Regions from separate parts of the Homo sapiens genome. Here regions 1 and 2 are each linked to region 3. A link is a loop called in an ENCODE intact Hi-C map of the cell type or tissue named here. Cell type or tissue: CD4-positive, alpha-beta T cell. All regions are shown on one strand. Links, peaks and the distances in the headings refer to the core of each region. The heading gives the core; the rest is flanking DNA. Region 1 overlaps EEFSEC (eukaryotic elongation factor, selenocysteine-tRNA specific). Region 2 overlaps EEFSEC (eukaryotic elongation factor, selenocysteine-tRNA specific). Region 3 overlaps EEFSEC (eukaryotic elongation factor, selenocysteine-tRNA specific).

Evidence for each region. Hi-C counts contacts between places; a loop is a spot of excess contacts. Peaks named below come from ENCODE experiments on the same cell type or tissue, not always from the same donor. Only the 100,000 strongest peaks of a DNase experiment are listed, where the experiment ranks them.
Region 1: a loop joins it to region 3, with 10 times the contacts of the local background. A loop is called at or near these places in 23 of 110 quality-filtered maps.
Region 2: it touches region 3 in a loop (2.8-fold over the local background); 52 of 110 quality-filtered maps call a loop at or near these places.

The regions. Positions count from the first base shown.
Region 1 is chr3:128,222,730-128,232,625 of GRCh38, forward strand. The region is part of intron 1 of EEFSEC (eukaryotic elongation factor, selenocysteine-tRNA specific); the gene reads left to right. Among named protein-coding and RNA genes, the nearest start is that of EEFSEC, 74 kb to the left of the region's middle. RefSeq lists enhancers at 4,013-4,513, 4,324-4,383. In CD4-positive, alpha-beta T cell, for the core only: a CTCF peak has its summit at 4,243 (motif pointing right); a DNase peak (open chromatin) is centred at 4,282.
Region 2 is chr3:128,165,848-128,175,743 of GRCh38, forward strand. All of the region lies in intron 1 of EEFSEC (eukaryotic elongation factor, selenocysteine-tRNA specific), which reads left to right. Among named protein-coding and RNA genes, the nearest start is that of EEFSEC, 17 kb to the left of the region's middle. RefSeq lists a silencer at 2,159-2,453. In CD4-positive, alpha-beta T cell, for the core only: a CTCF peak has its summit at 5,324 (motif pointing right); a DNase peak (open chromatin) is centred at 5,224.
Region 3 is chr3:128,316,326-128,326,221 of GRCh38, forward strand. All of the region lies in intron 4 of EEFSEC (eukaryotic elongation factor, selenocysteine-tRNA specific), which reads left to right. Among named protein-coding and RNA genes, the nearest start is that of DNAJB8-AS1, 140 kb to the right of the region's middle. RefSeq lists an enhancer at 1-452 and a silencer at 8,541-8,835. In CD4-positive, alpha-beta T cell, for the core only: CTCF peaks have their summits at 5,904 (motif pointing left) and 6,105; a DNase peak (open chromatin) is centred at 5,896; H3K27ac peaks cover 2,311 bases.

The DNA.
Region 1 (9,896 bases), core at 1,066-9,065, 94 kb before region 3:
GATGGCTTGATTTATGGGTGGGGCCTTATATTCTGTAAAGGAAGGAAGGGACAGGAATATATGAACATTTTTTAGCTGTATTATATATCATAAAGAATTTGTCTGGTCTTTGTCCCAGGTTCCTGGAGCTTCTAAAACCCTTGGAATTTCCAGAGTGATAACTGTGTCTCTGTTACTCATGGTGGGCCCTTGGGGCACAGCTGAGTTTATGCTAAGGAGATGACTCAAGATGGGGACTGGTCATGCCTGAAAGACCAACCATGTCATTAGAGGGTTAGGCCTATGGGCCATATGATATCAGGCTGACCTCCTGACCTCTGGGGAGCTGGAAATTTAGTTTAGTCTCATGGCTAGTAATTCAATCAGTCATACCTATGTAATGAAACCCCAGTAAAAACTCTGGACACTGAGGTTCAGGGAGCTTCCTGATTGGTAAACACATTGATATGCCCAGAGGGTGATTTTCCCTGACTGCACAGGGAGAGGGCACCAAAGCTCTGAATCTAGGGCCCTCCCAGGCTTCACCCCATGTGTCTCTTCATTTGGCTGGTCCTGATTCTTACCCTTATAATAAAACTGTAATCCTAAGAATAGTGCTTTCATGAATTCTGTGAGTTGTTCTAGTTAATTATCTAACCTGAGGAGGTCATGGGAACCCCCTGGATTTGCAGCCAGCTGGTCAGAAGTGTGGGTGGCCTAGGGACCCCTGAACTGGTAGCTGGTAGCTGAAGTGAAAGCAGTCTTGCTGGGGACTGTACCCTTAAGCTATGGAGTCTGACCATTGACTTTAGGTGGTTTGTGTCACTATTGAATTATGGTATACAACTTGTGATACATATTTCCAATTGTGTTATAAAGTTTATGTACAAAATTACAAAAGAGTGTACCTTTAAGTAACGTTGACACCACTGGGCTTCAGTATCCTTATGTATGAAATGGGAAATTTAGTGACAACAACACAGAAATGTTGTATGATTGTCTTCGTAAAGTGCCTTGGACCAGCACCTGGTGCATAAAAAGCAGTCATAGGATGTCCATGAGCATGTGCCCATGTGCGTGCATGTTGTGTGAGCACTGCAGGAAAACCAGAAAACAAGCGAAGAAAACAGGAAAAGAAGAAATCATTTGAAATGACATCAAAGATATAAAAACGGGATATTTTGTATTTTGAAAACCTCATTGTTTAAATAGGTTGGCTTATCCCTTTTACATTTATTATTATATATTTGGTCTTTTGTCATCATGTTCCATTTAAAAAAAAAACATTTTCTATTCTTTCCTGCTCTTTTTGTTATTTTCTATGTGATCTTCTGTTTCTCATTCTCTTTTCATTTGTGCAGGTCTACAGTTTTTTTGTTTTTACCTTAGAGCTAAAAATGGTTCTACAAAGGGTTACTTTTAAATCTTCAATGAACCTGCTTAAGCCTGGATTTCCCAAGCTATCACCTTGAGAAATGAAGCACCACTCTGTGACACCTCTCCTCCTGTTTTTGGTAGTTCTGCTTCAGGATTTTTTTTAGTTGGCGTTAGTGAAATAATTTTCATAGAATGTATTTCTTCTTTCAAGAATGATAGTAAATGCAATTGGTGTATAAGAGGCCCATCATTTTAATGGAAGAATAAACGTCACAGTTCTCCAGACTTAATTCTGTATTCAAATGGTTCCTGTGGTCACCCTTGGGTCTTTTCATGCATGCATCCTTATCCCCAGGTTCTCACTTAACATTTATCATGTTCCTATTAGATCTGCCTTCAAGGAGGTTTTATGTGAAAAGTGAAAGGTTTCAAACATACTCAGGACAAAGAGAACAAACATTCATGTACCCATCAGGCAGACTGAACAGTTACTAAGATTTCACCGTGCTTGTTTCATCTCTCTCTCCCCTGCTTTTCTTGCTGAAGTATTTTTAAACAAATTTATGAGATCTTGAGTCATTTTACCCCTGAATACTTATGTATATATCTTTAAAAAATATAGACATTTTCTTGCGTAAATCAATGTCATTAGCACAGCTAATAATAACTATTCTTTGGTATCCAGTACCCTATCTATATTTAGAATTTTCTTGAAAAATGTTCTTCAAATATGGTTCCCTACCTCCTCCCTCCACAAAAGGATATAAGAACATATACATCCCCAAGTCCTTCATGTCGATGAGGAGCCCGAGGCTCAGAGAGGTAGATTGGCTTCCTCAGGTCAGACCCTAGTATTGGGATTTGAATCCACACCCCTCTTAGTGAGCTTTATATTTTATGTACTACACCTGGCTGCCCAGGCATGGTTACCCCGAGTAGGGCGAAGCATGTAACCTCAACCTCAAGTTTCGCCCAAGATGTAGGGGCTGAAGCAGACAGGAAGATGAGCACTGCTCCAGGAAGCCTCCCACCAGTGCAGAAGAGCTCTTTTCTGGAAGACAGGGCTGGATGCCACAGTGAGGCAAGTCCAGCCCCAGCCCTAGGTCAGTGTCTTTTTTTGGTTTTGTGTCTATTCTTAAGGAGGTGTAAAGAGCTCTTTTCTGGAAGACAGGGCTGGATGCCACAGTGAGGCAAGTCCAGCCCCAGCCCTGGGTCAGTGTCTTTTTTTGGTTTTGTGTCTATTCTTAAGGAGGTGCTTCTGGTACACAGGCAGTGCCAAGGCCCCCTACAATGAAGCTACATGGCTACAGGGAGTTCTGAAGGTTATAGAAGACTATACAGCCTTTGGGATCTTAGCTCTGCCATGCACTCGCTGTGTGTTTTGAGCCTGTGACTTGACCTCTCTGACTGAGTTTCCACCTTTGGAAGATGGAATTAGAGTGCTTACTTTGCAGGGTTGTTGTGAAGATAATGTGAATGCAGATGTAAGCATCCCCAGCACCGTGCCTGGCACATAGTAGCTGTTTATAAATGCAAATATAATGTTGTCTTTATCTGCCAGGGAGGAGGACAGAGCACCAGCCACCTCTCCATCTCTACTGCACTGTCCCCTGGCCCCAAGACCTCTTCTGCATCCCCTTCCTCTCTCCTCTGGTCTGGATGGTTAGGCACCCAGGCTTTATGGGGCAGGGCATTGGAGCTGAGAGGACACCAGCTCTGAGCACCTGCAGGTTTTGGAGAGAAGGAAAGGACACTGCCAAGCACTTGCTCAGTGTCCTGTCACTCCTCAGGTGGTCTGGTTTCATGCTGCTTTACAGACCAAAGTGCTGGGCACAGAGGCAGATGTGTCTTATTGTCTTCTCAGAGTGTTACCAATTATTTCTAGTTTCAGTTGAAGAGACTCAGTTCATTGATGCAAGAGATTGACTCTCAGGATATGCCGGAGAACAGAGCCCCAATAAGAATCGGGGCAGGAGCTCAGGGGCTGTGGAAACACTCGTTGCCAGCAAGTGTGCTGAGAACACAAAGGAAATGCTTGTGATCCTTTTAGAGTGACTGGGAGTAAACATTTATTTCACCTTGAAGGAAATGAATGTTTCAGGAAGAGGCCCAGGAGCTTGACGAAGCTAGACAGCCCATGCCGTAAGCCACATAAAGGAGGACATCAGAACCAATTGGGTTAGAGAGGGCCTAATAAATTGTGTCCCTCACAAGGACCCAGCATTTTCTGTTCCTTGGGTGGGCCACATGTGCTCTTGAGAAGATTGGGAACAGCTGTACTGAGTTGTTGCCATTGAGTCATATCTGGTCCAGGGGCCAGCGGTTGGTGCCTCTGGTCATTCCGTCCTTTTCTAACAAAGCTCGAGGTGATCTGGCCATCTCCCCAAAGATCCTGGGGAAGTGCATGCTCAGCATCCTCCGTGCAGCACTGGCAGCTGGGGCTTCCGTAGCCCCCTGCTGTGTCCTGTGCCCTGAATGGCCCCTTCCCTTAGCTTTCCGGCCTGCTCCCTCCCTCCAGTTGCTAAATTCCCCTCTTCTATGCTTGCTTAGCAGAAACTTCTCATTTAACTTTTACATACTTCACTGTGTTGATGTTGTCTGTATGTGTGTGTGTGTTTCCCCCAGAAGACTCTGAAGCTTCTCGAGGGCAGGGACTGGGTTGGATTAATTTCTGAAGTTCAGAACCCAGCCTAGGGACAGCCATACAGAATGTAACAGAAGCAAACTTTTATTTCTGTGCCCAGATATGGTGGTGCACAGAGGGTTGTGTGGTGCACAGAGGGTAGCTGGTTTTGCAGGTACAGTATCAGGCATCTTGAGAAATTAATAGTGGGGAAGGAGAGCCCACTAAGGTGGGAATGCTTGCCTGGGACACCAGCCTGGCCTGCCTGTCGCCTCCACCAGGGGGCCCCCCTGCCCCGGCCCCTCTCGGGCCATTGCATCCTGTCCCTCTGGTTGCTTGCTTGGGGCTTGCAGGACATGGTGGACTCTGCAGGCTGCTTCACAGTGCAGTGTGTTCCTGCTGCTCCTTCTGAAATGTGACCTACCATGCCTTCTTCAGTCCCTCTGTCTCCATCCAGAAAAATGTCTAATTGTATCTTGAATTCATTTACATTGCTTGCTTCAATGGCCTCACTTGGCAGCTGAGCCCATATGCTAATTCCACCCTTTTCATGAAGGAATTCTGCTGATTTTACTTACTTTTTGTGACAGATTCCTCCCCCTACCCCCCCACTCCGTTCTTTTTTTGGTCTCCTGCTCTCCCAGTAAACAATTTCTTAGGTCCACTCTCGCAGGCTCTGTGACCCAGTGCCCTCAGGACACTTCATGGGGTGAAGCTCCTGATGGGTTTGAGTCAGGGCCCTGAGCACTGGCCCAAGCCCTTCCAGCACCTTCAGCTTAGGGTTAGTCAAGAATGTCCTGCCTTGGTTTCTTTGCTTCAGAGGAGGGGCTCTCTGTGGCTTGGGGACCCATTTCTACAAGGGTCTAAGACAACTGTTGTTTTTTGGAACCCATAGTGTAAGAGTTGGTGAGAGCGGCATTAACTCAGGGGCCTTGTGAGGACAGACCCTGCTTCCATGATAGGGGAGGAGGAGTCTGGGTCCGGGGGTGAATTGAGCCCGAGCTCAGTCCCAGTGCTTGCCTTTGCTGCCAGTGGGGCCTTGGATGAGAGTTCCTTGACCTCTCTGAGTCTTACTCTCTTAATCTGTAAAGCGGATATCTGAGGGCCCATCCTCCCCTCATTCAGATTACTGGGGTCTTCTCCAAGTGGATGCAGTCCTTGCAGCCCCTGAGTCCTCTCTCTATTGGCCCTGGGCCACTGGATCTTCACAGCATTTGATTTTCTCTTGGCACAGCCGCTTCAGTTGTTCAACTTTTCTCCCCTTTTTTCTGTTTCTAAACAAGCATACATAACCTTTTTAAGTGTTACTAGGATGCCACCACTGAGGACTAGAGAAGAGTTGATTAATTGTTGCTGGAGGGGGTGTTCTAAGTAATTGAACAGGCCCGGTCATCTCTGACCTCTCAGTGCTTTTCATTCACTTCATACATATTTGTTGAGCACCTATTCTCTGCTGCCATGTGCAAGGGATTCTGTGGGATAAGGTGGCCCAGGTCCCTGTCCCAGTGGGTGAAGCTGCAGAGGAGCTTGGGAGTCACAAACAGCACTATCCTAGGGCAACAGGGATTGTGGGGCTCTGAGGAGGGGCTGTCACCTCCAGATGAGAGGGAGCCTGGAAAATACCTGGGAGGTGACATCTAGCCAAAATTTGAAGGCTGGGTTGCCAGAGAAAGGACAAGGTGGGAAGAATGCTCCAGGCACATGTGCATGGGCCACGGTCCTGGGGTGATAGAGAGCATGGCTGAGTGAGGAGCTGAAGCATGGAGTATGAGGAGATGGGGGTGGTGGGTGTGAGGCTGTCAGGTGGTGCAGGTAGGGGCCCAACCACACTGGCCTTCTTGTTCCTTGCCCAGGGAGGAGGGTCAGGGTTGGGGAGTCGGTCTCTGACCTTGACCTCCTGTGACCCTCACTCTCTTCTCCACAGAGGGCAACATAGCACTACTAGATACCAGGTCCGCGGCCTGAGTGGGGTCTGATCCTGTCCTTGCACTTACCTGACAATTTGGCCTTGGGCAAGCAGGCAATGCAAACTCTCTGTGCCTTGATGTGATCATCTGCAAAATGGGGGTGTTGGTAATAGTACCTGTATCCTAGGACTGAGTTCAATGAGCTGATGTATGCAATGCACTTAGAACGGAGCCTAGTTATAGTGAACACTACATTAAATGTCACCTATAAAAACAGTGCTCATTTCTTGTGGAAAGGGCTTGGTAAGAATAACTTCTGTCCCAGAGGAAATTCCAGCCTGGTGTCTCTGAGGTTTTCCTGCTTCATGATCCAGGGAAATAATTGTCTTAGGTTATTCCTGGGCTTTCTACCTCCTGGGGCTATATTGAGACTCAGTATGAAAACCTATGTTTGAAATTCTAGGGAAAATCCCCACTAGAGAGAAAATAATGTCAGAGACTGTTTGGAGCTTTCACATGCATTAACTCCTTCAGTCCTCCTAACAGTCTATGAAGTAGGCCCTGTTTTTACACAGCATATGTATACTGTGGCTATGATACTAGGTGTGGGGCCTCGGTCCAGAGTGTTGGGGAGCGAGTGTTTGGCAGCCTCTGCACGGCCTTTTCATCAGCTTTGGAAGAAGCCAAGGCTAGAGAGCGAAGTGCTCTCCCCACGTGGCCCCACTGGAGGGGCAAGGGCTGAGTGAGATTCGTCTGCTCTCATTTGGACCCCAGAGAGCCCATTGTCCTTTCCTCCAGGATGACCCTCCTGGCATCCACCTTCCCCACCCCCACCATGGGCAAAACATGTCTCATGGGAGAAAGAAGGAGTGGGCTGTCAAATCTGCCCTACCCCAGGCATAGCGGACTGATTCCTGAGTGCTTTTCTGACTCCAATAGTTACAGGCCTAAAAGGCTAGATGTTTATTCTGTTTCTTCGAACTTTCCTTTCTAGCGAAAACTCCAGAGTTCTCACACTAGGGAGCTACAGGCCAGTCTTGGCCCATGGACATGTTTTGTTTGGGCCATGCTGTTTAAACATTTTTTTCAATTGGTTGTCAACATTTAAACATTGGCGAATTTCATATAATATTCCAGATTTTTGGCATCTCTTAAAAAATCAGAGGATCTGGCAACTTGAGGCCTACATTCCTGTCTGGCCATGGTGTACTGGAGCTGAGGAGAAACGGTCCCCTCCAAATGGGGTGCGGGAGTTTCTGTTCCCTTTGGTCTCACACCTTGACTTATGCCTAGCCCATGTTGCTCATGTGAGGTGCCCACCAGCCCTGGAGGGTTTCCTTTCCTTTCCTTTTCCTTTCCTTTTCCTTTCATTCTCTTTCTTTTATTTTTTCTTTCTTTATCTCTCTTTTTCTTTTCTTTTCTTTTTTCTTTTCCTTTCTTTCCTTTCCTTTTCTTTCTCGCCCGCTTTCTGTCATTCTTTCGTTTTTTCATTCATTCATTCTTTCTCTCCCTCCCTCCCTCCCTTCCTTCCTTTTCTTTATTTTCTTTCGAGACAAGATCGTGCTCTGTGGCCCAGGCTGGAATACAGTGGCACGATCATAGCTCACTGCAACCTTGAACTCCTGGGCTGAAGCCATCCTCTCCTTCAACCTTCAGAGTAGCCAGGACTACAGGCATGTGCCACTGCACCTGGCTAATTTTTGTTTTTTAAATTTGTTTATAAAGTTGGAGGTCTCACTATGTTGCCCAGACTGGTCTCAAACTCTTGGCCTCAAGCCATCCTCCCTCCTCAGCCTCCCAAATTGCTGAGATTACAGGTGTGAGCCACTGTACTTGGCCACTGGAGGCTTTTATATTTGGGACAACTGCTCTCCACTTTCTTTACTTTAGGACAGGCCTTTGTGAATGATAGCATTTGTTAGGGAGAATGGGAACTCAGGCTCAAGAGCACTCATAATGATCACTTTCATGATGAAGCACCTGCTGTCTTCCAGACCCAAGTGAGGTTGGTTAGCAAGTATCCATGAGCCTCACACTGCTCTGTTTATAGTATATGATCCCCATTTTACAGGTAGGAGAGACTGAGGCTCAAATAGGTAAGGGCCTTTAGACAGGTCTCGCTTAGCATGCAGATTGGGAAAGTTGAAGTAGAATCCAGAATGTTCCCTCAAAGTCTGTCTGTCTCCCCACACACCTTGCCCTCACTCTCAAGGTGGCCCATGCATCAGTAGGCATGCCCTGAAATCTAGAGATGGAGGACTCCAGGAAGTTTCCTTCACAGTTTCCCTTGGAGATCACTGGGTGCTCTCCAAGAGAAATCCTCTTTGGTGACCTTCAGGTAGGTGGCCGGTGGAACTAATTTATGTTGCCTCAGATCAGGCAGAGCCAGCATTGGCTCCTGGCTCCACCACATTCTAGCTATAGGACTGCACTGTCCCCCTACTCCTCTCCTCCCCTCCATCCCCTCTCTCCTGTCTTCCCTCGCCTCCTCCCCCTCACTCATTTTAGTGAGCCCTCATTGTGGACTGGGCTCTGTGTCTAACTTTCCAAGCCTCAGATTTCTCATACCTGGATGGGTTGTTGCTTGGCACTGTGGCCAGCCCAATCGAGACCTTGATAATTGGTAGCCATTGTTATGAATGATGAGGCTTTCCACTCATTTTCACAATGGAAATCACATTGACAGGACCCCAGAGTTACAGAATTTTTGTGAAAAATATTGACTTTAAAAAATAGCCTTTTCCCTAAGGCACCTTGTGGGAAGAGCTGAGATGACACTGAATTGCACAGATCTTTGTAACTCTGGCTCTCCCGTCTCATGGATCAGGTACCTTCTTTGTTCTAAGCAGTCTGCTAGGCACATCACATACCTTTCTAAAAGGTTAGTAATGGTTTCATCTCCATATGATAGATGAAGAAACAGGCCTGGAAAGCCCAGGCATTTTGTGAAAGATCATACTGCTGGTATGTGGAGCAGGGGCTCCAACTCAGGCTGGCCCTCCCCAGGGATTGTGCCCTGAGCCCTTTCCTGTGGGGCCTGATTCCCAACCCTGCCCCAGGATCCAAGGTGGACTCAGTGTCCATGTCATGTAACAAAAGAGTCAGGGGTTCTCGGTGCCCTGTTAGGGCCTGTTGTTCCTGGTTGGTTGGCAAGTCTGAGTGTTTATTCAGCACTGCTGGGAAGGCTCCCTGGCTTAATTCTGAGATTCCAAGCCATCCTGTCGTATCTCCCCCGACTCCCCCAGCTGAGAGAACTGGGAGAGACACGAGGACACACAGGGCAGGGGCTCTTCCCTGGGTGAGGTTTGTGTTTGGATTTCAGGCGTCGCTGATGGTGAAGTGTGCTTAGGGTTTTCTTTGTAATTCACATTCCTGTGTCTACCTCTTACTGTTTTGTCCAAAAATTCTTGTATCCATATTTGGTGATTTGTCTCTCTGTTCCCACCCCCACCCCCAAGCCCCTCAAGGTGTCTGCCAAAATCCTGTATAACTCGTATCATCTCCCAAGCTGTTATAGTATATGAGGGCAAAGGATAATTTAGTTATTTTTGAATAAAGATTCGGAGGAAAAGTAAAAAAGTTGGGCAGGGGGTGGGGGGAAGTTTTCATACTCACTGCATGAAATAGACAATATTTCCTGAAACAGGAGATACGAACCTCAAAGAATTTAAAATAAAACATTCATTTTATTATTTTTTTAAAGAAGGAAAACGAGGGGAAAAAAGTAGAATAGTCAGTCTTTTTATCCTAAGTACAGATGAAATTGATTAAACCTTAAAGACTGGCCTCCGCACACCCGGTTTATTAATTGAAGAATTTCCTCTTACCCGGAATGGGAAGTTCACATTAAAATCGAGCTTGCCCTGAGTGGTAGTGACACTTGAGAACTGAACATTTTCCACAATCCTATTTTCTCTTCAGTGCTAGAGGAAATCCTAAAATGGTTAAAATGGGGGGAAGGGGACTGAGGCGGGAGAGAACAGAAACTGTACATTTTAAGGAAGCCTAAA
Region 2 (9,896 bases), core at 679-8,678, 150 kb before region 3:
GCTCCAGAGGGTCAGTGGCTTGTCCTTGGTCATTTGACATTGGCACTAGAGCTCAGTCTTCCCAGATACATGACGGTGTGGCACTTGAGGAAAAAATGGCCCTGTTTGTGGTCATTTCCAGGTGAGTTTCAGGATCTTTCGCCATGAACAGTAAAGGCCCTCGGGTTTGTGTTCTCAGCATTCTCTATTTTCTAAAAAGATGATCCAGGGGACATTCAGAGATGATCTTCAGAACTTACGCTCTAGAGAGGAAAGACTTTACATAAGAAGGACTCCATTTCTTCGGCACTTGCTGTCTGACCTCACAGACAAGTAGACCACAGGAAGACTGGAAGGGAGCCCTGAGGTGCTTACAGCACAGCCGTGTTTCCCATCAGCACCCAGCCCTTGCAGAGAGGGCTGACAGACACTTTGGCTGGAAAAAACAGTGTTTTAAAAAATCTCTGCAGTGGCTTGATCAGTACTTTCCAGCAGAACTTTCTGTGATGATAGGAATGTTCTACAGTGGCACGGTCCAACATGGCAGCCACGAGCCTCATGGCTGTTGGAGCACTTGCACTGTGGCTAGTGTAACTAAAGACTGAAATTTTAGTTTTATTTAATTTTAATTAATTTAAATTTATATAGGCACAGGTGGCTAGTGGCTGCTGTATTTGACAGCGCAGGGCTGGATGGACTGAGGAATGACTAGGTTCTGTGTCCCTATTGTAGAGTTGGGTTTGAGCTGTCCCCTACATGTGATTTGGTTATAAGAACTGTCATCTTCCTGAGATGTCCTGGCCTGGGGTGACTACCACAGGCCCTTAGATTCCACCCTCTCAGCTTCTTCACCTTCCTAGTGAAGGACACCTCCACTCTCCCAAGGTGCGGCCCTTGAACTGCTCCTCAGTGTGTCCTCCTCCTTCACCTGCCTCTGGATCCATCACCACGCCTTCTCCCTCCTGCTTGCTCTCTGTCTTTGCATTTCCCATCACCACAGCTGCGACCTGAAGACAGGCTTCTGCTAGTTCCTGGCCGGATGAGTACAGCATTCCCTCACATAGTCTCCTTGATTCCAACCCCCCGCAGAAGGTATAGGGATAGAAGAGAGTTTAAAAACTACTTCCCTGTGTAGAAGTCTTTGTTTGCTCTCTGCTGGCATAAAGGCTTAACTAAGTCTTAGCTGGCTGACGAGGCCCCTCCTGAGGGGTTGAGATCTCAGGACTCCAGGCCGAATGAACCACATGCAGGTCTGTGGACAGACAGACTGTGCTCTCTCATGCTGCATATTCTGGCTACGTGCACTTTTCTGGGAAGGGTCATTGTCCACCCTCCTCAGGCTAGATTAGGTCACCCTCATTTGAGGGCCTGTAACATCCTACACATTCCCCTATGATCTCATTTTCTCCCCATCTTATGCCTTTTCTGTTTACTGGATTATGTTTTCCACTGGACTTGATCTCTTTGAGGGTAGGGGCCTGTTAGCATTCAACTGTATGTCCGAGGGCCCAGGACAGGCCTTGGTACAGAGTAAATATTTGGTGCATGCATATCGGAATGAATGAATGAATGAAGAGGTCATTTCCCACTGCCTGCACCAATTACCCATGCTCTTATGGTGCTTTAAACAACTGGCCAAATAGAGTTCAACAGTGGAGGAAGCTTGCCTTGAGGTTAGACAAGTTAATCTTTCAATGGAAATTCAATCCTCATATTTCATTTTCAGGCCACTTTGCGTAGCAAAGTAGTTTAACTCATAGCAGATTTCTGCCATGCTGATGGTTAATTTCGTGGCCCACAGAGGGTCAGCACACTAATGCCGGGAACACGGCGACCTCAGTGCAGCTCACCGCACACAGTGAGGGCCCAGCGGCCCTGTTGTTTTAGAGAAGCAGTTCTCAAACATCCTTCTGATTTTGAGTTAACAGGGGTGACCCTTTCAAGAACATTTTTAAAAGCTATAACATAGATCCCTCCCAGATCGTATATTTTCCTTTCTCCATGCAGTTCAAAGGGGCTGAGTTGTCTCATAGGTTTTTGCCGGCAATCTTCAGCTTGACCCTGGTTGTTTAAATCTGCCGGAGGAAATTTGAACAAAGTTGTACTTTGGTAATTCTTCTGCCTCTGTGAACCTTTAACCTTGGGGTTTCTTTTCGAGCCAGGGCTGCATTGTCACCAGTCGTCCCTGCTGGGGCTTTCAAAGAGCATTGTCTAGGGCGTCTGTTTTCACTTTGCTACTGGAGTTCTTTTGAGGAAGGGTATTAATTCAGACCTGACTCTGAGACAGGACGAGCACTTTTAAACTTGCCCCAGAGCTTGGGGATGGGGAAATGAGCGTAATGCAAGCCTGTGGCTGATGCCAGTAATTGTTCTGCAAATAGTCTGTGAGGGTGAAGGGAGAAGAGGCCCTCCAGAGGCAGAGGAATGTGCCAGCTGTCCAGTGGGAGGCCACAGCTTTGCCCAGGGTTTGTTGACTACATGACAAAAAGAGGTCACTGTCTCTGATCACTAGTTCTGGGTCCAGAGTTCCTCCTGAATGTAAAATTCCTGGAGTGCCAGGTTGCTAAGAACCTGGGAGGCCAGAGGTGAACCTGGGGCTCCATATACCATTACCAAGTGCTTGCATGGTAAAAAAAACTTTCTGGGGAGAGAGAGGAAGGCTCCCTGAGGCAAGAGGGTAGAGATTTGCTCTGCTGCTGTCCTGGTGCTGGCCTGAGCCTTTCTGAGTGAGTATCCCTCTGTAGACCAGGTCACTCACCTCCATCAGCTAGCCAGTTTCACCCTTTAGTTCTTCTTGTGTCTTTTCACAGGAAGCCCAAGACACCCATAAATGTGAAATGTCACAGTCATAGGCCCCCTGGGGCTTCGAGGCTGTTGTCATGGGTGTGCAGTGTTTGAAACTGGACCCTAAGAGGGGAGGCCCTCTGGTACCTCCCCAGGCATCTCCTTGCTGGTTCTGTCACTTACTCTTTGCGACAGGTTGAGAGTTGTTTGAACATCTGGCTTGTTCCGTGGCTTTCTTTGATTTATTTTCCCAGGATTCTTAGTGTCCTGAAGATTTGGTTAGGCGACCTTATTCCTTAAGCTCAGATGGTATAGAAGGAAAGGTGGATCATGACATTAATTCATTCAACAAACTCCGAGCAACTACTGCTTGCCAGGGGTTGAGTTTCTAGTGGTCAACAAAGCAGAAGTGGCTTCTGCTTTCATGTAGCTTCCTGTCTAGTTGGGGAGGCAGATGGTACAGAAGTAAATAAAACATGCGGAATTATAAATTATGTAAGTGCTAAGCAGGACAAGACAGGATGCCCAGATAGGGACTAATGGATGTGGGGCATCTACTTTAGTTTGGAGGCCAGGGAAGGCCTTTCTGAAGCAATAAAGCTGAAGCTAAACTGTGGCACAAAAGCCCGTCCCTGGAATGTTGGGAGGTGTTCCAGACCAAAGGTGTAGCACACATGAGGGTCCTGAGGCTGGACATCTCCTGGGGCTAGCTACGAGTGAGAGGGTATCAGCTGGTTTTCACACAGCAGACCTGGTGTTGCAGGTATATTTGGACAGATGCATATATCTGGACTCTCTGGAAGTCCCAGTTTTGCTGAAAGATAAGCGTGGCACATCCTATCATTCTGAAATAGGACACGGTGAGACAGAAGAAGGCAGGCCAGCCTTCTGGATATGCCTGGTCTCACTATGGCTATCCTATTGGCCTTTATCCATCCTTAGTCTTATTTCTGGTACTGTAACCCCTTATTTCCATGGTAGAGGGATGGGCTGATGTGGAATCAGCGTTGGCAGGCAATCCTGGCAGAAAGTGAATTAGACATTTTTCACAACTCTGTGATTGTGTTTGGTCATTAAACATTGGCCCACTGGCTGCTTATGACTTGAATGCCACATGGAGGTTAAGGACACATTCCTGAACCACTAACTCAAGAATTAGACATCAGAGATACTAAGTATCTAACATCATAGAATTGTAAATAAAATTCCCCTGACACCTAGACCTCGTCTCACTCCTGGTCAGTGCTCCTTTCCCTGCATAGCCTCACAGAGCACAGGCCCTTCATGCTTCCCTCCATCCCCTTTCCTGCGGGGCTGCCTCTTGGGCTGAAGGCAATGCATGGCGGTGGGGCAGGCGGCATATTTTGCCTTTTCTTTTTCCTCCAGAAACAAGTTTGGCATGGGACTTGGTCAGTCTTGATCTGTGCCTGGAAGTGTGAAGGCGTGGGTGCAGATGTTGGGATAATTTTTGTACCTCAGAACCAGAACTGGACACTCACTGTAGGGAAGACCAGCTCCTCACCCCCCGCCCCGCCTCCCCCGCCTGGCCCGAGGTTCCTGTTGAGCAGGCATGGCCTAGCCTCAGACTTGCATGCATATTTTTCTGCTGTTGATTTTCTCAAATTCTTTCACAAGGGAACAGTAGTTTACATCCTTTAAAGCTTTCTTGAGGCTGGGCACGGTGGCTCACGCCTGTAATCCCAGCACTTTGGGAGGCGGAGGTGGGTGGATCACCTGAAGCAGGAGTTCGAGACCAGCCTAGCCAACATGACGAAACCCCGTCTCTACTAAAACTACAAAAATTAGCCATGCGTGTGTAATCCCAGCTACTTGAGAGGCTGAGGCATGAGACTGCACTCCAGCCTGGGTGGCAGAGTGAGACCACGTCTAAAAAAAAAAAAAGCTTTCTTGGGATACCAGTTTGGTCTTCTGGTGACAGAACCTTGCCCATAGGTTAGAGGAAATAATACTTTCAGCAACACCCCCAGCTTGGGGGATCTCAGAAAGAAGGGCATGTTGCCAACTTTTGAGGATTTGTCTGAGAAACAGCAACCTGGCATCCCCCTAACTCCCTGCTTTTTTTCCCTCTAGAATCAAATAGAATCTCTTTTCCTGGCAAAGATTTCCTAGATAAAAAGAGGTACTACTTAGTCATTTTTGTAGGTTCGTTAATAGTTTCTAAAAGTTTTTAAAAGTACATAATAAGAAAACTTGTTATGGCAACCAATAAAGTTTCTTTTCGAGGAATGAATATTTTCTAGGAAAGATAAGAGTCAGTTATGTTTGGTCTGATTTCTTCAGCTGAATCTTTCCCTCTTCCTCTTATCTTGAAATCTATCTCATAAGGCAATCTGGGGACACTTTAGCAAGCACTCTGGTAACAGATGTGTGTCCTCCTCTTCCTGACACATCTCCCAGCCCTGGAGACCCAGCTGTACAATCGCAAACTGTCCACAGGGCGGTGGGGTGGAAATCATCTCCATGCCGACTCCGAACTATTTGGTGCACAAGAGGGCAGTATTTGCTTACAGTCTTGGATCGGGATGATCAATGTGTAGTTTCACAGGTCAGCATAGTTAAAATGACCTCTGACTTTTTCAAGACAAAATAAACTGTAGGCCACAGCCATGATGGCTTCCCATAGATGCCTTTAAGTGTCTGATCCCTTCAGAAAAATTGCTGCTTGCTATCTTTTTTCCTTAAAAAGAAAAATATTGTTTCTTTCAAGGTTTATTTTTAATTTTTTTTTAATCAATGAAAATATGGTTTGCAGGCTTGTACCTACAATGGCAGAGGTTAAAAAGTGTTGCAAAAGCAAAACAACTGCTTTCTAATTAAAAACCAGATGGGAAGATTTTTGTTTGAAGCAAGGGGTCAAATGTATTTTCTCCCCCTTTCATATCAGTGTAAAGATTATCTGACTTAACTTTTAAAGCATTTGAAGATGTGGGCTTCAGTCATCAACCCTTCTATACTCAGTTTTGTTTTTCTGCAAGTTCACAGTATTAACCAAAGCAAGGACTTTCCAGGAGAAAAAAAGGAGATCTCCCTGCCTTCCAGAGGCACAATGTTCTATCTGAACCATAGGCCATGTCTGCTTTTGTATAATGATTTGCCTTTTTAAGTTCTTCCATGGTGTTTTTCTATAGAGACTTTTAAGCCAGAAAGACATAGCTGGCCCTCCAAATCTGTGGATTCAACCAATTGAAGATTGAAAATATTAAAAAAAAAAAAAATGAAAACAACAAAAATAACAATTCAACAACAAAAAAATGATATGTTTAAAAACACAATAAAGTATAGCAACTATTTACATAGCATTTTTATTTTATTAGTTACAAGTGATCTAGAGATGATTTAAATATATGGGAGGATATGCATAAGTTATATGAAAATACTCTGTCATTTTATATCAGGGCCTTAAGCATCCTCAGATTTTGGTCCTTCAGGGGTCCTCAAATCAATCCCCCACAGATAACAAAGGACAGTGGCATTGGTTTACAACTCCTGTCCCACCAGATTCCAGCCTATGCAAGAATTGGGATCTCATATCTTTCTGCTCTCTCTTCCTCAAACCTGGAACTTCTGATTTGAGGTGCCTCCATAACTTTAGCACCCAAGAGAGTTTAACTGAAAACAGCAGTGGTAGCAAGGCCCAGCACATTAAGGACATAGTGATGGTCAGGCCGAAGGAACCCATGCATAGGGGTGGCCTGGGTCTAGCGGAAATGCCACCTGGCCTCTCTGAGCCTGTCTGTGCACCTCAAATGCAGATGATTATCTCACAGGGTGGTTGCATCAAAGATGTCCATAAATAAAGCTTCAGGCACATAGTAGGGAGCAGTTATTGTTTTGTTTGTTTATTTTTTGTAGAGCCAAGCGCTTGCTGTGTTGCGCAGGTTGGTCTCAAACTCCTGGGCTCAAGTGATCCTCCTGCTTTGACTGCCCAAAGTGCTGGGATTACAGGTGTGAACCACTGTGACTGGCTGGGAGCAGTTACTGTGCCAATGATCTCTCTGACCCCTGACGAATTATAAGCATATGGAGGTGGTGGGGCACTGTTGGACATGAGGATGGAGACACAGACACTGATTCTTGATTGCAGACAAACCAGTTCTTTCTGGATTATTCATTTATTTGATTCATTGAGCATGTCCATTGCTTGGTCCCTTGGAGCATCTGCAGCAAAGTGAAATGCAATCTAGATGGGAGGTGCCATGCTGCCGCCTCGATCCTCTGATAGCAATCGAGGAGAAAAGCTGGGTTCCGAGGCTTAGCCCTGTATGAAATCAGATGTCTTCTTTTACTCTTTTGTAATCGCAACATAAATCTTCCAAAGGGAGTATGTCTATAAGATAGATGCCACATAAGCTGTGGAATGTATTAGTATGTGTGACATCCCTGTGGTCTTTTAATTGATCAGTGGCATTTAATGCAAAATTTGAATCTGACCACACAAAGTAGGGAGAACCCTGGGTGGCCTTCATGTTTGCTTCCCCGTGAAGCTCCTGTCCTGGCTTTTATTAGAAGGGTCTGGGTAGGAAAAGAAGGGTTTTGAGCTGAAGGCTTTCAAAAGAGGCCCATGCCATGTTTTTCCGGGAACATAGTTTCTAAAAAAATGCTGGAACCATCAGTTTCCAAAGGAGCCTGGTTTGTGAGGGGAATGAAAAGTTGTTCCTGCGTGTGGATTCTGGGTTGTTTTCCATCTTCACTCCCTAAGGCAGGGCTGGCAAGCGGGGAATGGGACAGATGTTTTGTGGTAGTAATTTCCAGTCAGATTCTTGAATGCCTTGTATACTCTGGGTCACCGTCAGCTCATAATGGAGCAAAATTGAGTGAGAATTCCTGCAATGAACGACGTGAATGGCGCACCGGAGAGATATGATGGTGGAGATAGAGTGCATTCTGCAAGAAAATATTTCCAGTGCTATCTGTAAAATTCAGATTGAATAACCATTCTGAAGTGCTCCCCTTTTAAAAGAGTTTCCTTCCACAAGCATTGCAGGCTGAGTAAATACCAATAATTTTTATTTCCCTTCTCCTTATCGGTTCCCCTACTGAAATGTTCCTGCACAGCCTATCTGGTCTTTTCAAGTGAACATCAAATGATTAGTGTCAGCTTCCAGTTTGAATTATGATCATATTTCAAAACACAAACTTCTTCACTTTTGCGTTTGGAGGTAATTATCAATATTTACCAATACTGGGGAAGAGTTGAAAATGGAGGAAATACTGCTGAGAGAATGGTGCCCCAAGTGAAGATAGCAGGGAGGGGTTGTGTGTGGCCTTGTGTGTACAGTGGCAGAGTGCTTCAGGGGCTTGGCCTGCCACGTGGATGGCCTGCTCTCTTCCAGCCCTATCCGCATTCTCGCACAGATAAGTGAGAGGAATGGTGGGGACCCAACTGCAAGGCGATCTCTTAGGGTTGGGCACTATGACAAGGCTAGAAAAGCTATTTCTGCCACCTGGAGGAGGAAACATTGCTCTGGCCGCTGCTCTCAGAGGCCCTCCCCTCTGTTTCCACAGATCCTGCTCTCTGACTGCCATGGCCTGGTACGAATGCCCTTTGGTGAAAAAGGCCAGTGAAACCCAGGGCTGGTTTAAGGCCTGCGCTGCAGCCTGGAAAGCAGACTAACACAAATAGACTGTGCTGCCATCACACAGAAAATACAGTTTACAATACCTACATCAGAGTTGAATCCCAGTGTACTAGGTGGCGTTCTCTTGCATTGTAGTAGGCATTTAATTGAACTTTGAGTAATTTCAGTTTTTGCAGTTTTCTTTTTGTATTTTGGAGCCAGTAAGTTTTTTTATGTTTGCAAACACTCTGTAAGCTTTGGTGCTTTGCTTATTGTGCCTAATTAATAGTTGCCTCTGGAAAACGCAGAGGAGGTTTCAGACTGCCTCAAAGAACTTCCCAGAGAGTGGAGAAGCTGCAGCACAACAGGCCTGGGCTCTGGAGTCAGGAAGATTGAAATTGGAATCTTGGCCCTTCTGCTGGCTTTTTGTATTACTGTGGACGTGTAGCTTTTCTGAGCCTTCATTTCTTCACCTGTTTAAAACAGGAGAGAAAGGGAATAATGCCTACCTTCGGGTTTGCTGTTAGAGTTAGCAGTAACTGTGATACAGTTAGCATCATTCTGGGTGCAAGGTAGACACTTGGTAAATGGAAGCAGGCCTTACTGTAGGGTTAGTGCACTGCAGGCTTGGCACCAGAATGTAGCCACTTCTGAAGTCCTTGGGGCAGTCAAAAGTCCTCTTCCCTCAGCATTGCAGACAGCAGGAAAGAGCATTGCAATTATGCAAGAGCTATGTTTCAAAGAAGGAAATGAAATTCTTGAATTTTTTTAAGGCAAAGAAGAGGGAAAAATAGATTTATTGTTTTAGTTGGCTATTCAATAGGATGCAGGATAAAGCTGGCCTCTCTCCTGTCTAATGTCATCATCGGCATTCTCTCTTTTTCTCTCCTTCTCTTCCTCCCTCTCCTCCCCCTCTGCTCTACTCCTCCTCCCTTCTCTTCCCACGCCTCCCCCCGCTCCTCCTTCCCCTCCTCTTCTTACTAGTACTGCTGCAAACCCCCCCTTTTCTCCAAGTCAACCCCAGGTCCTGAGCCTGGGATTAAATCTCATGCTCTGGAGATACTCTAATGCTAGGAATTATTTCCTCTTTTGTGGTCTTTGGTCTTTCCTTCAGGTTTCCTGTTGCTTTCTAAGGGAGGTGCCAGGTGCTGGCCCTGTGGCTAGTTTTGGCTAGTGAGGAATGCTGTAAAGCAGCTGTGACACCAGCGTGCAGCAGTCCTACTGCTGTGCAGCCTGGGCAGTGGGTGGTGACAGGGTGGCATTGGAGTGAACAAGGTGTGGGGAAGACGAGCGTAGGTGGAAAAAATGTAGACCGACCTTCTCGGTAAAACTGGCCTGGGATCCCAGGCAACATGAAGGCTGGCAGATGCTGAGGGAGTTCTCTAGGGGAGGCTGATAAAATTCGACATCACCTTACCATTTAATGAGTCCCAGATACATGGGCTATGCCAGCCCAACAGAGTGCAGGCTTTGGAAAGCCCAAATGAAAACGACATGGTCCCTGCTGTTGGGGGAACTCATAGTGCTGGGAGAAGCCTGCTGGGCCTCTTTTTC
Region 3 (9,896 bases), core at 1,199-9,198:
CTTAGGAATAAAAAGCACAACAGGCTTCTGTCATAGGCATTGTTTGTTATGTCAGTGTTTTCACTTAGCATGTAGCAGAACCATCTCATACCGATGCCTACCGCTCTCCCCCTCTCTTCACTCACTGCATCCTGGTCCACAGAAGAGCGCTCCTGCACTCTTGCCCCATCCCCTTATGATCGACAGGCACGTGGTTTCCAGTGTTTTTGGCTATGGGAAAGTGTGCTGCACAGCATCTCAGCATGTGTGAAGTGGTTTAGGGCTGTTTCTGAATTTCCGGAGGACTGTCACGTGGGCTGAAGATCTGGCGACCAAGGGCACGTGGGGGATGAGGAGTGAGCCCTGAGCCTGCCTGGAGCTCAGCACAGAGGACCTGGGGCGGTGAGCCAGCAGCGTGGGGTTACCGCCCAGCTCGGTGCCGCCAGCACCGTGAACCGGGGCACAGCCCTCCCTCTATGCTGCTCAGTGCCATCATTTTCCCCTCCCATGACATACGACAGCAGGGAGTTGAGTGGTTTGTTTCATCTCTTCTTAAGAAAAAGTTAAATTTATAATCCCAGCCCCGACCTTCCTTGTAACTCATGTGCTCATCCTGTTAACTGGTTTAATATATGGCACCACTATTTCATTAAACAACATACAGGAATAATTAGTTCAGCCACGATGCCTCAGAACAAAAGCCCTTGATTTAGTTTAACTTTATAAGTTGCTCTCTTTTGATGTGCAAGAGCACATCTGGGGTCTTAAAGAAAGCAGAAAGAAAAATAGAAGACGTTCTGGCAGGCTGGGGGTTAGAGTTTTCCAAGCAGAGCCAGTAACCCTTTGGTACCAGGCCTCAATAGGGCAGCAAGGGCCCCGCAGAAGCAGTGCGTGCTGCTGGCTGGGGGACGACAGCCAGCATTCCCAGGAGGTCTGTGGCTGTCTGCTGCCAGGCCAGGAGAACCCGTGGGTTTTCTTCCTTCATACACACGGTGTGCTCACATGCAGTGCGTCCCCAGACTTGTAAGCCTGGCCTGTTCTCCGCCCCGCTGCTGGAGCTCAGACGCTCACTCTGGCCTTTCCTACCCTCAGCGTGTGCTTGGTGCTGCTGCATGCCAGGCACACTGTGAGAACTGTGGACATGCTCAGGGATCAGCACAAGGGCCCCTCTGGGGCTGGCGTCCTCTTCCTGTCATTACAGTTTGCTCCGATTTGCTCTGTGCCCAGAGTCTTTTTCCCCATCAGTCCTCTTTCCACCCGGGCTACCACTGGAGTCGTTCTGACCTTTGTACTTCATCACTCCTCACCCCTGTGTGGCATCTCACGGTATTCATCTGCCGGCAGAGGAGAGTTCCAGCTCCTTGGCCTGACCCTCGGGCTTTGCACTGCCTGGCTCCTGCCTCAGCTGCAGCCATTTGTGCTCACGTACCATTCTCTCGCCGGCTGCTGACCAGTTGGGCCCTCTGCAGGCCTCAGGGCCTTTGCCCCCTTCAGCCTTCTGCTCCAGCTGCTCCGTCCATCCACAGGCCTGGCACAGATGTCCCCTCCTCTCTGAGGTTTCCTCCCAGTTCCCTGCCAGGTGGTAACCATGGTTCCTTTCTCAGGGCTCCCCCACCCTCCTTGCCACACTGGGGCAGCCCTTGCCATGTGGGCCATGGGAACTGGTTGTTAGGTGACTGTGCACTCCAGGCAGAGGCAGGATGGAGTTGTGCCTGGTCCCCTGTTTCTCTAGACATGGCATAGTACAGGGCATACAACAGGCTCTGTGGACAGGAGCCCATCTGGCACAGTGGGGAGAGCCAGGCCGTCAGCCTGCCCTGGCCCAGCACTTGCTGGTGGTGAGACTGCATGAAGCTTGCATGGCGCCCTCCCGTGATGGACTGCTGTGAGGCAAGGGGGGTTAGAAAGGGTTCAGCCAATGCCCGGAACATAGTTGTTGCTCGACTAGTGGCAAGTGCTGTCCTTTGCAAAGTTTTGCTGGGACAACTTTCTCATAGACTGTGTTCCAGCTGGTTTTTTAACTGAGGTGGACTGAGTGACTGTTTTCCATCTCTGGCTTTTGGTTTCCAGAGAGCCAGGTTGTGCAGTGGGGACAGATGTCCTGGTCTGCCAGCTGCCAGCAGGCAGCAGCCATTAGCTCCCTGTCCCACCCGTTCCTGCTCCAGCACATGATGCTCTTCTCCCTGCACCCTTCACCCAGGACAGCAGAAGGTACAGGACCCTTGGTTCTCTCTCCTAATTAATGGCAGAGACCCAGTTAGAAATGGCGGGCCCCTCCCTAACCTCTCCACAGCCATTTGTAAGTCCAGCGAGACTGCGGACTGCTGTCCCTGGTGGCCCTGGTTGCAAGCAGCTCCCTTTGTAACAAAGTCAGTGTCACCTATTTGCCAGCATGGCTGCCCATGGCAAGCCATTCTGGTCTTGCCTGGAGTGTCACAGACAGTATCCCACTCCTCTTCCTGAGTGGCCGTGTACTAACAGGTAACAGATGGCAGATGTGTAGACGAGCAGCGGTTGATGCCTGGCTTCGCCACCGAGGGAGCACTTGGGCCAGGCACCTGCGTGTACAGCAGCTCCTTATCCTCACATCACCTGCAGGAGTAAGGCGGTTTTTACCCCATTGTACCATGAAGACTCAGAGGCCCAGAGAGGAGAAATGACTTGCCGGTGTTCAAGTCCTGGACAGGGTCTGAATCTAGGTTCAGACAGGGTGCAACACATGAAGTTTCTGCCCTTTTGGCTCCTCGGGAATTCTTCTCAACCATCAGAAAGAGAAAGCCTGGGGATTTTCACACCTGTCCCACCTGGAACATGTTTCATGTTAAGTGCCATTCCTTTCCCCACTGTGTTTTTCTGAGGTCCTGACCCCCCTCCAACCCCTTGTCCCATTTTCTGTGGCTCCTGACCCTCAAGGCAGAAGTAGCAGGCCAGCGGGCGGGAGCCAGCTTACCCTGCCTGCTGCCTCACCAGGGGACAGCAGGCTTCAGAGGCTCTCCTGTAATCTCTCTATCCACACAGCCCTCATTTTAATTTGCAAAATTGAAGCCAGATCGAGAGCAGTAAAGCCAGAGGATGGTAAATATTCATGCCTCAGTGAGCGAGGGTGGCTCCATTACCGTTCTGAGATTGAGAGAATTACCTGGGGGATTATGTATATTCATGGGCCGATTTTTATTTGCGATATAACATGACTCACGTTGGCCTGTGTGTTACAGGTTCTACCCTCAACAGACTTTGCACAAAGCGTATGCCCTTAAGCTTCTGAAAGTCATCTCAAGTGGATTGCCCATCGCCTTCTGCCTCCTAGGAGACAGGTCAGAATAATAAGCACACCAGTGACCAACCAGGGGTTTCCATGCACTCCTCTCTCTGCCTTACAAGCTGTGGGCACTATTCTTACGTCCAGGTCACAGAGGAGGAGACGATCTGAATGCCACACCATGTTCTGTTTATGTGGCTGTCCCTGCACTGTGCTGCCATCCTCTCGACTGCAGGGATGGTGTCTCATTCTGTCCTGTGTGCCCAGAACATAATAGGTGCTCAGGAAATGGCTGCCAAGGGAGTAGCCCCTCTTGCAGGCCTGCTCTGCAGACACGCTCAGTTCTGCCGCTGGCCCCTGGCGTGTGTACAGCACCTGCTGCTGGCAGCACAGGTTTGGCCCTGCTGATTGGCTGGGTGTCTGGCTTCAATAGGGGCAGGTCAGTGTTCCTGTTCATAGGACACTGTTTACAGTGTCCTGCCTCGGTGCACAGCAGGAGTCAGCGCACTGCAGCCTGCCACCTGTTTTGATAAATAAAGCACTGCAATGGCAGAGTCAAGTAGTTGCAACAGAGGTTGTGTGGCCTCCAAAGCCTAAACTGCTTACTGTCACCTTCTCCAGGAGAGCTTGTTGCCCCCTGGCTTGTAGGCTTCAAGGGCACTGGGGCAGAGCGCCACTCCTCTGAGTCTTTTCTTGATGCCAGTGCAGCACACAGCTTATCTCTTTTACTTTCATTGTCACCATAATCCAAATGAAGTTGGGATGCTCATCTCCATTTTATTGATGATAAAATAGTAGCAGTAGTAGTTTTAATCGCTAATTTATATTGAACAACTTCTAATTTTTAAAGATACCATGCTAATCATTTCACGTGGATTATCTCAATGTAACCTCACAAATGCCCAATTAGTTAGGTACATTTTCCATTTAAGGGAACTTAGAGAGGTGACATCCCTGGCCTGGGGTCACGTAGCTAATATGAAGGATTTGAACCCAAGAAGTCTGACTTGAAAACCTGCCTTCCTAACCACTGTGTTATGAGGAGAAAAGGTTGCTTGCCATCAATTGCTCATTTACTGAACTGTTGTTAGCACTGGCAGCGTACCAGGCCCCCTTCTGGGTGTGGCAGATGCAAAGATGAATTAGAGTGACCATTCTCTCGAGGAGGTCCCTGTAGGACAAACAAGCAAGGCGGTAGCCACTCCACCAGTGTATAAGTGTTAGAACTGGCTTGGCCCTATGAGGAAGATAGGAGGTTTGCAGACTCCTGGACGGGAGCTTCCTGGGCTCATGCCCCACTCCGTCACTGCTGGACTAGTGGCCTCTGGCTAGTCACCCAAACTCTGGGCCCCAGTTTGGTCACCTGTACAATGCAGGACATAACGGGACCTACCTCTTAGGCTTGCTGTGAGGATTGAGTAGGTTAATCCATGTGAGCTTATAGAACACTGCCCAGTGCTGATGACCTGAGTGGAGGTGGCGACAAAGGCAGGGATGGCACAAATATGTGTGGGAGGCCCTGGGGGTGCCAGGCAGCCTTGGAAGGCTGCTGAGAGGCAGTGGAGCTTCAGAGAGACTGGGAGAGGCAGGGTCAGGCAGGCCAAGGTGGGAGACAGGTGGGAAGCTCTGGGGGAGAGTGCTGTGCTCCCGGGATGGGCTGGGGCAAGGAGCTGAGCCAGGGCCCTGTCAGAGCTGGCTTGGAACTGGCTTTCTGCTTGTGTGTTTTCAGATTTATAATTGCTCTCATGTGCCAGGCTTACATTTTCTGAGAGGGAAGAAGAGCTGCCCCAGCTGCTGCCAAGTTCTGCCTCCATGAGCTGGCCCTCAGGGGGCAGCCACAGTGGGTGGAGAGGGGGAAGGACCCAGGCAAGGATTTTATGACCTGTCCCTCTCCCTTCCTGTTCAGGCCTCTGTCCCAGGCTTCACTCCCCCAGGACAGTCTCTGGGCAGACCACATGGGGTGCATCCTGCTAGCTAGGACACTGTCCTGACAGGCTGGAGGGGCCCCTGCTGCCTGCCCAGGCCACGGCACTCCTAGCCTTTCACTATGGGCGCCCGCCTGTCCCTGCACTGGCTTTCCCCTGCCTACTGTGCCCCTCATCCACCTTCCACCCAGGAAGGGCCTTCCCAGGAGCATGTATTCCATTCAGTAAGATAAGGTGCCAGCACTGGGCTGCCTGCTGGGTCTGCACTGGTGGCCCATCCTTGCCCCGATGGAATGTCCAGTGCCATGTGGAAGACAGACTTTAAACAACAGTGGGCCCTGTCACCACAAGTGGTGAGGCTGACCTGAGGAGCAGCCTCTGTGAGAAGACAGCAGGGGTTTAGAGGAGACTGGGGAGCCTCCCGAGGCAGTGAGCTGGGAGCTGAAGATGTCCAGATTGGCAGTGAGGGGAGAAGCAGTGAGTGAGGGCCAGCGTGGGGGAGCAGCAGTGCTCGTTCACACAGCAGCACCGCTCCTCTCTGTCCCCTCACTGAGTTTCCATCCTGGTACTCTAGGGCTACTTTGCCTTTCCCCAGGCTGGTACCCCTCTATAGCAGGAGCAGTTTCCCCATGAATTGAGAATCCCCAGTGCCCAGCTTGGGGCACATGTGTCAAGGAAGGAGCTTGCATTTGTCTCTCCTGGGGCTGTTGCCATGACGGCCCGTCCAGGTTCAAATCCCAGCTCTGCCACCTGCTGGCTGGGTGATGGCAGGCAAGTGACTGAAGCCAGCATGCCTGCGCCTACTTGCCCTGCAGCTTGTGGAGGGACCGTGTCCCTACCTGGGAGCCCCTCAGTGTGGTGCCCACATGGGGCAAGTGCTCAGTCAATGTTAGTTGCTGTCATTACTGCTGCCGACATCATCATCACGGTCATCACAATTGTCACCAACTCCCTCCAGGGAAAGTGTTGCTCCCAAAGGAAGCAAGGCTGACAGCCTGGTGGGGTTTCGAGGCTTTACTCTTGGGCCTTGAGAACCTAAAGACACTAAAGGCCACTCATCAGCTTCCTGTGGCATCCGTGGCCTGAATGGGCCCACCTTAGCCCAAAGTCCCATCCGTTAATGCATTGCCAGAACATGTGAGATTGTGAGCCGTTCAGACATGAGAGTAGCGGCTGAGCTGATGGGGCAGAGACTCAGAGTGGCCCTTAATGGTTGGTCACCTTCCCTGGGCCCTTTAAGGCTTTGGATCCAGAGCAGGAGGTGCCACAGGGGCAGTGAGAGCTGTGGGAGAGCTGGGGTCTGCAGCCCGAAGCACAGGGGTGGTTTGGACCTTGCTGCCACCCCGTCCCCACCTTTGCCCCTGCTGGTCCTCTGGTCTTTCTTTGCTTGACTGACATCCAGCTGTCACTTTGTTAGGAAGTACCCTCTGACTCTGCAGATTGGTGGGGGCTGCTTTTCTACCCCACCCCGGGGCAGAGTATTTCCTGGCATTTTCCCATTCAGAGTATTTGCTTAACATGTTTAAAGTATTTCCATTAACCTTAGCTACAACTGATAAAGTTTTAAGATATTTAATATTGACACCCCAACCTCAGGGTAATGACTTCTGAATGCATGACAGCTTTTGGGAAGAGCTGTCACATAAGTGGTGTATACTGGTTTCTGCACTTAGGGGTAGTTCACATACTTAGTTAGCTAAATCTCTCCAGATAACCAGGAAAACACTTGTCAGCCCTGAGCTTTGCTTGTACCTTTGGAGGGATCTCTTGCATATGGGAAATGGGAACTGCTGGCAGAAGCCGAGCCTCCTTTTGAGTCCATCTGGTTACCCAAGTTCTTGGAGCCGTTTTCTCCAGGCGGATTCCCTGAGGGTCAGACACAGTGGAACGAAGGGATCCTCCTTGGGCTGTGGTGGAGCCCATGCCATTCTGTCGGCTCTGGCCCGGAACTGACCTTTGTTATTTGAAGTGCTGGAAACAGCATACCTCACTTCACAGGTGCAGTGCTTCCCTGCCCTCCCAGCCCTAGTCTTTTAATTTCACTCTGTCAATCCTAACACGAATTACTCTTACCTGAGTGTTAGGTGCTGTGCTTGGCCTTGACTTCTCGCCATAGCCCCACGGGTGTTATTATCCCCTTTTTACTAACAAGGGAACTGGGGTAAAGAGCCCAAAGTTGGCCAGCCAGGAGGCAGTAGAACCAGCCAGCATGATTCGTTCCAGAGCTGGAGCACTTCCTCCCCTGAAGGAGCCAGCCCCCAGGGCAGATCATGGAGAGTAAACATGACCCTGGAAAATCACTTGGGCGGCTGCCATGTTGAATGCCAGCCCATCCTCTCAGTAGGGTCAGCCTGTGTTGGAGCAGCCTGGTGTTCCTTCAGCAGAGTGAGGATGCAGGATCAGAAGGTACAGGTGTATCTCTGAGTCTGAGCGCCTCCCCCCCTGTGGCAGGGGCTCCCTCAGCTGAGGCTTGCTGCAGAAACCAGACCGTTGAAGGGGCGGTGGGCTCCCCACTGGCCTCCATCTGCTCTGGGGAAGGAGGCACGTGTAGCCATGGACACGGACCTCTCACGGCCTGGGTCCCTCAGCTGAATTCATCCTCACCTTGCATACTCTTTGGTCTGGGGCTGGGAGTGGGGTGAATGCTATCATGTGCCCCAGGGCTGAATGCCGAAGGGCCAGCAGTTGAGTTTTCTACAGTGTCAGTTTTCCCAAGGGCAGTTAATTCCAAACCTCACTTTTATGTTAAAACAAACATGAATCTATTATGACATAGAATGCAAAGTTTCCATGAATCTTAAAGTCCAAAACTTGGTATTTCAAAGAATTTCTGTGCTTCTAGCAGTCAGCTTCAGGGATTTATTCTCCTCTGCCATGGAGTGGGGGGCTTCTCTGTGGGAAAGAGAAACACATCATGCTGTCTTTCAGGACTTCCTGGCCCTCCATGTGTTGGGGTGTCAGCACACTGTTTGCACTTGAGGATTCCAGGTCCCATGGAAAATACAGATTTCAGGTGGTTCAATGAATGCCTTACTCCATGGAGTTACTAAGCGCTTTCCCTGAGAGATCCCAGGGAGGAGAGAGAGAGATCCAGGAGGGGAAAGTTGCTCTTTTATTTTCTGATAGCCAACTTCCAACCCATTCCATCCTGCACGACAGAAGAGTGCACTTTCTACCAGCTGCTCTGCCCGCCTGTGGGGCACAGTTGTAGGCCTAGGGCTTTGCATGGTCTGGCTGTACCAGGCCCTCAATTCTTTTTGGTGGAGTTAATTCCAGGTGATTTGTTTGAGTTTAAGATTGAGACACTGAATGTTTCCTTAAAGTTTTAAATATGCTAATACTAAAGGCTAAACTTGGAAAATGAAAAAGAAGAAATAGAAAAATAGAGAGGAGAAAAACATCCTTAGCACAGGGTAACCTTCCTGTTGCTGTTGCCAGACCTCAAACTCAAGGCTGCCTCTCCGTCCCAGACAGACTGTACCTTGACCTCTATTTCATGGTTAGAAAGAAGCTTCATAACAAAGAGAGATAACGGCCAGTCCGTGCACTTGTTCTTCACACAGGCAGGGCAGGCCCCCAACATCCCTCGCTGGCCTACTCTCTGCCTGAAGGTGGGATGCATCATCCCAGAGTGGACCTGGAGCCCAGAGCTGTCACTGCTCCCCGTGCCATACAGTCTGTGCAGACCCAGCCAGGCTTTTGTTCCTGGGGAAGGGGGAAGGGGGAAGTGATCTCCCTGTTGAGCCTTGCTGAGGACATCCAAGTTGTCTTTTGTGACAGCTTCCTCACTTTGCTCCAGATTTGGACCCAAGCCTCTGTGCCTCAGGCCCAGCCATTGCTGTGGCCAAATGAGCTCCCACTTCAGTCAGGCCTTGCTGGGCTTGGGTCTGAGTTTCACCATTTACCAGCTGAGGGGCCTTGGGCAGGCTACTGACTCTCAGTTTCCTCAGGTGTCAGGTGGTGGTGAGGTTGGAGAGAGTGGTCTCAGGTGCCCTGTAGAAGGCCTGTTCTGCAGCAGGCTCTCCGGGAAGATGTTTGCACGGGGAGGAATTCCTAAGAGTCTTTGCAGCCTCAGGAGCCAGGCACAACACCGAGCTACAACCTGGTGGGATGGTCTTTCTCTTTTAGTTTAGGTATTTCTTTTTGAACCTTTTCTTCATGTATGAAAGCAATGTGTGATTACTTTAGACATTTTTGTGGAGTATAAAGAAACTGGGAAAAAAAACCTCCCCCTTAACTATAGTTAAGACTGTATTTTAAATACATTTTTATACCTTGATTATTGGTTCAGTATTACAGAGAAAACATTTTCCATGCTGATAAAAGTGCTTCATATATTTTATTATGTAACACCTTGCCTGCTGTTTTATTTAGCCATTCCTCTATTGTTAGGCAGCTAGATTGTCTCCATCTTTTGCCTATCCTAAATAAGGTGAATATTTTATCATACTAAGGTGAATATTTCCAGTGATCCACCTTTGACTTTTGGAGAGTTTCCCTGAGGTGGAATTCTTGGACAAGAAATGTAGAAATGATGAGAGCATTCCAGAAAGGCTGGACCAGTGTGATCTTGTGTGGTGCTGGGGGAGCATCTGGAGGGGGTGTTGAGGGATAGAAGCATGAGGGGTTTGTCATTGTCTCCAGACAACTGCAGTGAGGAACAGATGCTTGCCCCCAGGCACCTCAGAGTTAGGGCTGGTGCGCTCAAGTTTAGTACAAAATATATTGGTGTC